2 separate regions of the Homo sapiens genome follow, and region 2 is linked to region 1. A link is a loop called in an ENCODE intact Hi-C map of the cell type or tissue named here. Cell type or tissue: endothelial cell of umbilical vein. All regions are shown on one strand.

The links. A loop is a pair of places that touch in the nucleus more often than their neighbours do. Peaks named below come from ENCODE experiments on the same cell type or tissue, not always from the same donor. Only the 100,000 strongest peaks of a DNase experiment are listed, where the experiment ranks them.
Region 2: a loop joins it to region 1, with 9 times the contacts of the local background. A loop is called at or near these places in 7 of 110 quality-filtered maps.

Annotation. Positions count from the first base shown.
Region 1 is chr7:78,019,124-78,023,123 of GRCh38, reverse strand. It overlaps MAGI2 (membrane associated guanylate kinase, WW and PDZ domain containing 2), which reads left to right. Exons shown (of 22, transcript NM_012301.4): 22 at 3,148-4,000. The coding sequence ends at 3,809. Among named protein-coding and RNA genes, the nearest start is that of DDX3ILA1, 31 kb to the right of the region's middle. RefSeq lists a silencer at 3,441-3,600 and an enhancer at 3,581-4,000. In endothelial cell of umbilical vein, a CTCF peak has its summit at 2,407 (motif pointing left); DNase peaks (open chromatin) are centred at 2,393 and 3,243; H3K4me3 peaks cover 1,300 bases; H3K27ac peaks cover 776 bases; H3K27me3 peaks cover 63 bases.
Region 2 is chr7:78,920,113-78,924,112 of GRCh38, reverse strand. All of the region lies in intron 2 of MAGI2 (membrane associated guanylate kinase, WW and PDZ domain containing 2), which reads left to right. Among named protein-coding and RNA genes, the nearest start is that of MAGI2-AS2, 87 kb to the left of the region's middle. In endothelial cell of umbilical vein, no CTCF peak of the experiment used is centred here; no DNase peak of the experiment used is centred here.

The DNA.
Region 1 (4,000 bases):
AGGCTCGTGCCTGGAGCTTTGCAGGCTCGTGCCTGGACAGACACCATATGTTTCGTACTGAACTGAAGAGTTCCTGTGCAGAAAAATGAAAATATTCAACCACTCATATAGATATCCATCTTTTAAATCACTTTGTGATATAGTAAATCTTAATTTCTTGTTAATATTTTTAACCCATAGTGACTTGGAACATTTTAGTTTTTAGTTTCTCCCGCTGTTAAGTGTTTAATGATCTATAAACAAACTCTTGAGAAACTTTTATAAGAGGAATCTTTGAATTTGTGAATAATTTCACCTTTTACGATATGAAAAATCACTGGAGGAGGGAAAGAAAAGAGTGTCTCCCTGAATCTCAGAAGTAATTTGAAGCCAACTAATGATGGATGGATGAATATTTTTTCATTTTTCTGGATAGGAACTCTCCAGTTCAATGCCAGATATGTAGTAAGATGTTCAGAAATAAATGCTAAGTCTTCTGCTTAAGGATAAGATCTGGTTCCTGTTGGTTGGCAGTGGCCACTGTTCTTGCCCATTTCACATACTTTAATCCTATTTGCAAGGTAACATCTTGGGACAGTTTCTAAGTAAAAAGAGTAAAGAAACCCAAATTTTTACTCCTAACTGGCCCATTTTGTAATCTTGGTCAAGTTAGTTAACCTCTCTCTACTTCAATTCCTCCTTCAGGAAATGGTGTGAGTAATATCAACCTTCTCCCCTTATCTAAGAAGTAATTTGAGGCCAGCTAATTAACTCTACCATATGTGATGTAATGATGGGGAAAAGAGCTATTAAAATGTGAAATATCATTACCATGGTCCAAGTCAGAGATCACTGTTGCACAAGCTACCCTCTAGTTAGGCCTTTTGAAGACCACTTTTTAACTCTTCTAAGCTGTATCTCGCTAGATGGGTGGATTGCCACCACTTATCATTTGTTAGTCTGATTTTAAACTCTAACCCACCCAAAAGTAGAACACATTCTCATTTTCATTGGATATATTTGCCTTTGAGGATTTCAGACTATTCCTTAAGGTAACCAAGGATACCTGAGGTGTAGCAAAATGACACCTGGGAATCACAGCACCTGGAAATGACTGCCTTATTGCACTTATTCAAAACCTCACCTGCAAAGGTACTAGTTAATGAGGCGGCTTCCACAGGAGCCCAATCCATAAGTAGGCAGCAGGTGGGGTACAGAAGAAAAATATGATTGACCCTCCCATTGCAAAGTGCTTTCCCTTAGAAAGTGTATGTCTCACATCTGTAAAGTTGGATATTTTATCCCCATCTTATAAAGGAAGAAATTGAGGCTCAGAGAGATTTAGTTGTTGGTCCAAAATCACGTCACCAGTAAATACATGCCAGAGCCAGGATTAGATTCCAGGACTTCTAGGATTTTACCATGTGAAAATGATAATGGACATCAGTGTATGGAAGAAGGAAGGTTAACATTATGCCCAAAATGTTCCATTCGAATTTCACATAGAATGAGAAACGTTTTTGATTTGCCATTCTAAAGATGGCCAGAATTATTGGGAAAACCATTGCCACTGCCCTTTTCCTCTCCTTATTGCTTTATAAATCAGTATCAAAGGTACTATATAAGAACCCTCAAGTTTCAAACAAAGTAGACCCTGGACATTAATGGACTGAGTATGCACAAGTATCACTGACAGCCTCTGACACGTTACAGAGGCAAGAGCTTGAATCACATGCACTGAGGTTGCTGTGTGGGACTGAATCTTTTAGCTAGTGAGGGAGGCTCACCTGGCACCCAGAATTCAAATCTATCAATGTGGTTTCTTCGTTCTCCACTCATGACCATATACCAATTCTGTGGAAGAAAAATTACACTCTAGAATATCACAAAATTTGAGCATTTCCAAGGTCATGAGACATATTTCTTACAAATATCAAGGATTCACAGTAATTGGATTTCCCTGCTTTCATTTCCCCTTAGTGGCCAGAAGCTCCAGGGAACTGTTGTTGCTCACAGTAGCAGCTAACTCATCTCAGATTCCTAATACATCTGTCCTTCTACTTGGCCTCTGACCAGCTGTTGCTTTAAAAAAAAAGTCATCTCTCATTTTAATCATTGTTTTATATGTGTTTTGATGTTGTCAATTGTCTTAAATCCTTTTTGGAAGTAGGTAACTTAAATCCTAAGTAAATGTTGGAACTAGACTTCCTAGAAAGAATTATCTTAGTCCTGGGGCCCTCCATAATGTTAGAAGTACTAAAAAGAATTAAGTTCCATCCGGACTTGGCAAAGAAAAAAAATGGAATTAAGGACGATTTTTTTTAAAAAATGATAGTTTTAAAATGTATTTATCCAAATTCTGAAACTGACAGCAGCTAGGAATATGCTTTGAGTGACACCTACTGGTTGAGAACGTCACTTCCCAACTTCCAGAGAACCCAGACCAGTGTTTCTCAAAGCTTGGCTCTAAACCAAGCTTGTCCAACCCGCCTCCAGCTTTGAATGTGACCCAACACAAATTTGTAAACTTTCTTAAAAGATTATGAGATTTATGCATGGACCTTTTTTTTTTGAGCCCATCAGCTATCGTTAGTGTATTTTATGTGTAGCCCAAGACAATTCTAATGTAGCCCAAAGAAGCCAAAAGATTGGACACCCCTGCTAGGCCACCTTTTTCAGAATGGGTGCCTGATAAAAATACAGAGGACTTCCTGGGCCCCGTGCTGCTGAAACCTCCGGGCCTGCTCCTCCCGGGGAATCTGTATTTTTCACCACCACCCTGGTGATTCCAAGGTCTACTCGAGTTGGAGACCCATTTATTCAAGGGCTGTCAAGTGAGCTGTCTATACAGGACTATCAGGCCCGAGAACACCCCCGGAAGTTAGCAGGGCCAAGGCGAAGGGATTAGGCCTGGGCTTCGCGTTGGCCTCCCCGGTCCACGGACGAGGTTCGGGGCGTGGGGGCTAAGCGGGGCGGAGGGAACCCCCAAATCCCCGGGGGCGCGGCCGCTGCCCTCTCGGCAGTGAGGGTGGGGGTGGGGGTGGGGGCGGCGGTGGCTCCGGCCCCTGAGAGCAATCGCCCCAGCTGCCTGCCCCTGTCCCCGGCGTAGAGAGGGCACGGGGACGTCCTGCGTGCGCCACTGCTAACGCCTGTGCTTCCCGTCCACAGACGAACCCGCCCCCTGGAGTTCTCCCGCTGCCGCCGCCCCAGGTCTGCCGGAAGTAGGCGTCTCCCTGGACGACGGCCTCGCTCCATTCTCTCCATCACATCCAGCCCCACCCTCCGACCCTTCCCACCAGATAAGCCCAGGCCCAACTTGGGATATCAAACGGGAACACGACGTTAGGAAACCAAAGGAGCTTTCAGCCTGCGGCCAGAAGAAGCAGCGCCTCGGGGAGCAGAGGGAGCGCTCGGCGAGTCCGCAGAGGGCCGCGCGGCCGAGGCTCGAGGAGGCGCCCGGCGGCCAGGGGCGGCCCGAGGCCGGCAGGCCCGCCTCGGAGGCCAGGGCGCCCGGGCTCGCGGCGGCAGACGCGGCGGACGCGGCGCGGGCGGGCGGGAAGGAGGCGCCCCGTGCGGCGGCGGGCTCCGAGCTCTGCCGGCGCGAAGGCCCGGGGGCTGCGCCGGCGTTTGCCGGCCCGGGCGGCGGCGGCAGCGGCGCGCTGGAGGCCGAGGGCAGGGCGGGTGCGCGCGCGGGTCCCCGGCCGGGCCCGCGACCCCCGGGGGGCGCCCCGGCGCGCAAGGCCGCCGTCGCGCCGGGGCCCTGGAAGGTGCCGGGTTCTGACAAGCTGCCCAGCGTCCTCAAACCCGGCGCCTCGGCCGCCAGCAGATGAGCCGCGCGGCCACGGCCAACCCGCCCGCCCCGGCGCAGGCAGTTCTTCTTAGGTTCCGTCTCACGGCGTTTTAATTTATTTTCACTGTCACACGCATAGATCCACGAGGCACCAAGGCCTGGGAGCATCGACGTGAAGTCCCACGTGTCCGGTGTGCTTGGGCGGCATCGCATCAACGCGCAGACCTAAAC
Region 2 (4,000 bases), 900 kb before region 1:
AAAACCCCATTGTCTCAGCCCAAAATCTCCTTAAGCTGATAAGCAACTTCAGCAAATTCTCAGGATACAAAATCAATATACAAAAATCACAAGCATTCTTATACACCAATAACAGACAAACAGAGAGCCAAATCATGAGTGAACTCCCACTCACAATTGCTTCAAAGAGAATAAAATACTTAGGAACCCAACTTACAAGGGACGTGAAAGACCTCTTCAAGGAGAAGTACAAACCACTGCTCAATGAAATAAAAGAGGATACAAACAAATGGAAGAACATTCCATGGTCATGGGTAGGAAGAATCAATATCGTGAAAATGGCCATACTGCCCAAGGTAATTTATAGATTCAATGCCATCCCCATCAAGCTACCAATTACTTTCTTCACAGAATTGGAAAAAACTACTTTAAAGTTCACATGGAACCAAAAAAGAGCCCTCATCACCAAGTCAATGCTAAGCCAAAAGAACAAAGCCAGAGGCATCACGCTACCTGACTTCAAACTATACTACAAGGCTATAATAATCAAAACAGCATGGTACTGGTACCAAAACAGAGATATAGATCAATGGAACAGAACAGAGCCCTCAGAAATAACGCCGCTTATCTACAACTATCTGATCTTTGACAAACCTGAGAAAAACAAGCAATGGGGAAAGGATTCCCTATTTAATAAATGGTGCTGGGAAAACTGGCTAGCCATATGTAGAAATCTGAAGCTGGATCCCTTCCTTACACCTTATACAAAAATTAATTCAAGATGGATTAAAGACTTAAACGTTAGACCTAAAACCATAAAAACCCTAGAAGAAAACCTAGGCATTACCATTTAGGACATGGGCATGGGCAAGGACTTCATGTCAAAAACACCAAAAGCAATGGCAACAAAAGCCAAAATTGACAAATGGGATCTAATTAAACTAAAGAGCTTCTGCACAGCAAAAGAAACTACCATCAGTGTGAACAGGCAACCTACAAAATGAGAGAAAATTTTTGCAACCTACTCATCTGACAGAGGGCTAATATCCAGAATCTACAATGAACTCAAACAAATTTACAAGAAAAAAACAAACAACCCCATTAAAAAGTAGGCAAAGGATATGAACAGACACTTCTCAAAAGAAGACATTTATGCAGCCAAAAGACACATGAAAAAATGCTCATCATCACTGGCCATCAGAGAAATGCAAATCAAAACCACAATGAGATACCATCTCACACCAGTTAGAATGGCAATCATTAAAAAGTCAGGAAACAACAGGTGCTGGAGAGGATGTGGAGAAATAGGAACACTTTTACACTGTTGGTGGGACTGTAGACTAGTTCAACCATTGTGGAAGTCAGTGTAGCGATTCCTCAGGGATCTAGAACTAGAAATACCATTTGACCCAGCCATCACATTACTGGGTATATACCCAAAGGACTATAAATCATGCTGCTATAAAGACACATACACAGTTATGTTTATTGCGGCATTATTCACAATAGCAAAGACTTGGAACCAACCCAAGTGTCCAACAACGATAGACTGGATTAAGAAAATGTGGCACATATACACCATGGAATACTATGCAGCCATAAAAAATGATGAGTTCATGTCCTTTGTAGGGACATGGATGAAATTGGAAATCATCATTCTCAGTAAACTATCGCAAGGACAAAAAACCAAACACCGCATGTTCTCACTCATAGGTGGGAATTGAACAATGAGAACACATGGACACAGGGAGGAGAACATCACACTCTGGGGACTGTTGTGGGGTGGGGGCAGGGGGGAGGGATAGCATTAGGAGAAATACCTAATGCTAAATGACGACTTAATGGGTGCAGCACACCAGCATGGCACATGTATACATATGTAACTAACCTGCACATTGTGCACATGTACCCTAAAACTTAAAGTATAATAATAATAAAAAAAAGAAATAATCTGATGCCAAAAAAAAAAATAAAAAATAAAAAATAAAGAAAGAAAGAAAGAAAGAAAGAATCAAGTGTACTCCATGGCATAACTTTGCTAAGAACCAACTGATAAAGCATGTCTGTTGCTTTTTCTTGGTGATAATCTCAGTCTAACGTAGGAAATCATATTTCTTCATGGCCAAAGGAAGAATTTGTTTTTCCCATGTAGTTAAAGGTGATGGCTCTGGAGGCAATGGTATTAGAATATTAAAATCTGGGCCGGACACAGTGGCTCACACCTATAATCCCAGCAATTTGGTGAGGCCAAGGCAGGCGGATCACCTGAGGTCACTAGTTCAAGACCAGCCTGGCCAACATGGCGAAACCTGTCTCCAATAAAAATACAAAAAAATTAGCTGGGCGTGATTGTGTGTGCCTGTAGTCCCAGTTACTCGGGAGGCTGAGGCATGAGAATCGCTTGAACCCAGGCAGTGGAGGTTGCAGTGAGCCAAGATCACACCACTGCACTATAGCCTGGGCAACAGAGTGAGACTCTATCTCAATAGAAAAAAAAAAAAACTGTTGAAAAGTGATAAATCTCATATAATAATTGGCAGTTTGACTAGCTGTGATTTCCTGTGCTGTTTTCAATTTACTAGAAATCTGGAAGCATTTTATTGATTGAAGCATTGTAAGGCAGCGTTTCTGAAACTATTCACAAAGGCCACTTATATCACAATCTACAGAAGAGCCGTATTTAAAGTGCAGACTCTGTGGTTCCACCCAACGTACTGAGTTAGAATCTATTAGGGGGCGGGAGGGATGAACTTAGGAATCTACATTTCAAATAAATTATCCCAAATGGTTTTTATGCATGATAAAGTCAAGAAGCCATTTTTTACTCATATCTTTAGGAACGTGGAATAGAAAGGTCATAGCACCTAAGCATAAACACAGACTACATAAAAGTGATTAACAGAAGACTATAGCCAGAAATTTACCTCCTTTAGCCTCTTTCCAGTGATCCTCCACTTCCCCAGAGAGAGAGTGGAGGAAGAGGGACTAAAGAGACAGAGATGTGGAGCTCCAAGAATCAAGAACCCAAGATTTCATGCTATAATCAACTTCATAACCTAAACATCTTCAGGAATGTCAAGAATAGACAATCAGCCTGTTCCTGAGTCCATATCATGCTGTATTCCTGACGGAAATCAGGAAAGTTAGGAACAAAGGAAGCCTCTTGCTGTTCAGGTACACCTCACAAGGAGAAGTTGTGTGACAGTAGAAACCCTCAAGGAATTAAGTCTTGTATAAAAACAATGGTTAACCAAGTGGCATTTCAATTTTGTTTCTTAATTGTGTACTTTAATGTTTAGTAGTATTTTGTGGTAGATCAGGTGTGGTTCGTCCTGCATACTCTGTTCAGCATTTTATTTTAGGCTGGGTATGAAGAGGCAAGTAAATAGAGACTAATATTTTTCTTTCAAATTATCTAAGGTGAGATTTGCTTAGAAGAGGAAAAAAGGTGAAAGATAGGAAAAAATTAGCTTGGAGGATATAAAATAAGACCATAATGAATGTAGAACTAAACCAGACACAGTAGGTAACAGAACATAGAGACTATTTCCTCATACTAAAATTTCAGTTAATTCATTAAGTTTTTATTAGAAAACAACAAATACAGTTTTAACTCCTCTATATAAGAGAAGAAAAAATAATTACCCATGTAATGCAGTAAAGACAAGTATTCAACTGTGTGGATCATTAGGAAAGCTTTTGTGAAATTAACTTGAAACTAAAAACAATAAATGTTGTGATAATACAAAGATTTATTGAGTACTCACCATGTTCAAGAAATTATTCTAAGACATTGATATGTGTTAATTGATTTAATCCTAACAATCACTCTCTGTTATTATTTTTCTCATTTTACAGCTGGTGTACAGAGGGGCTAAATAATTTGCCCAAAGGGACATGGTCTATATGTGAATTCACATCCAATCATTTTGAACCCAGAGTCCACACTACACTATACAGTCTCCATGACATGAAAATAATGATGTAGAAATTCATGGAGTCATTGGGACTCATCTTTATG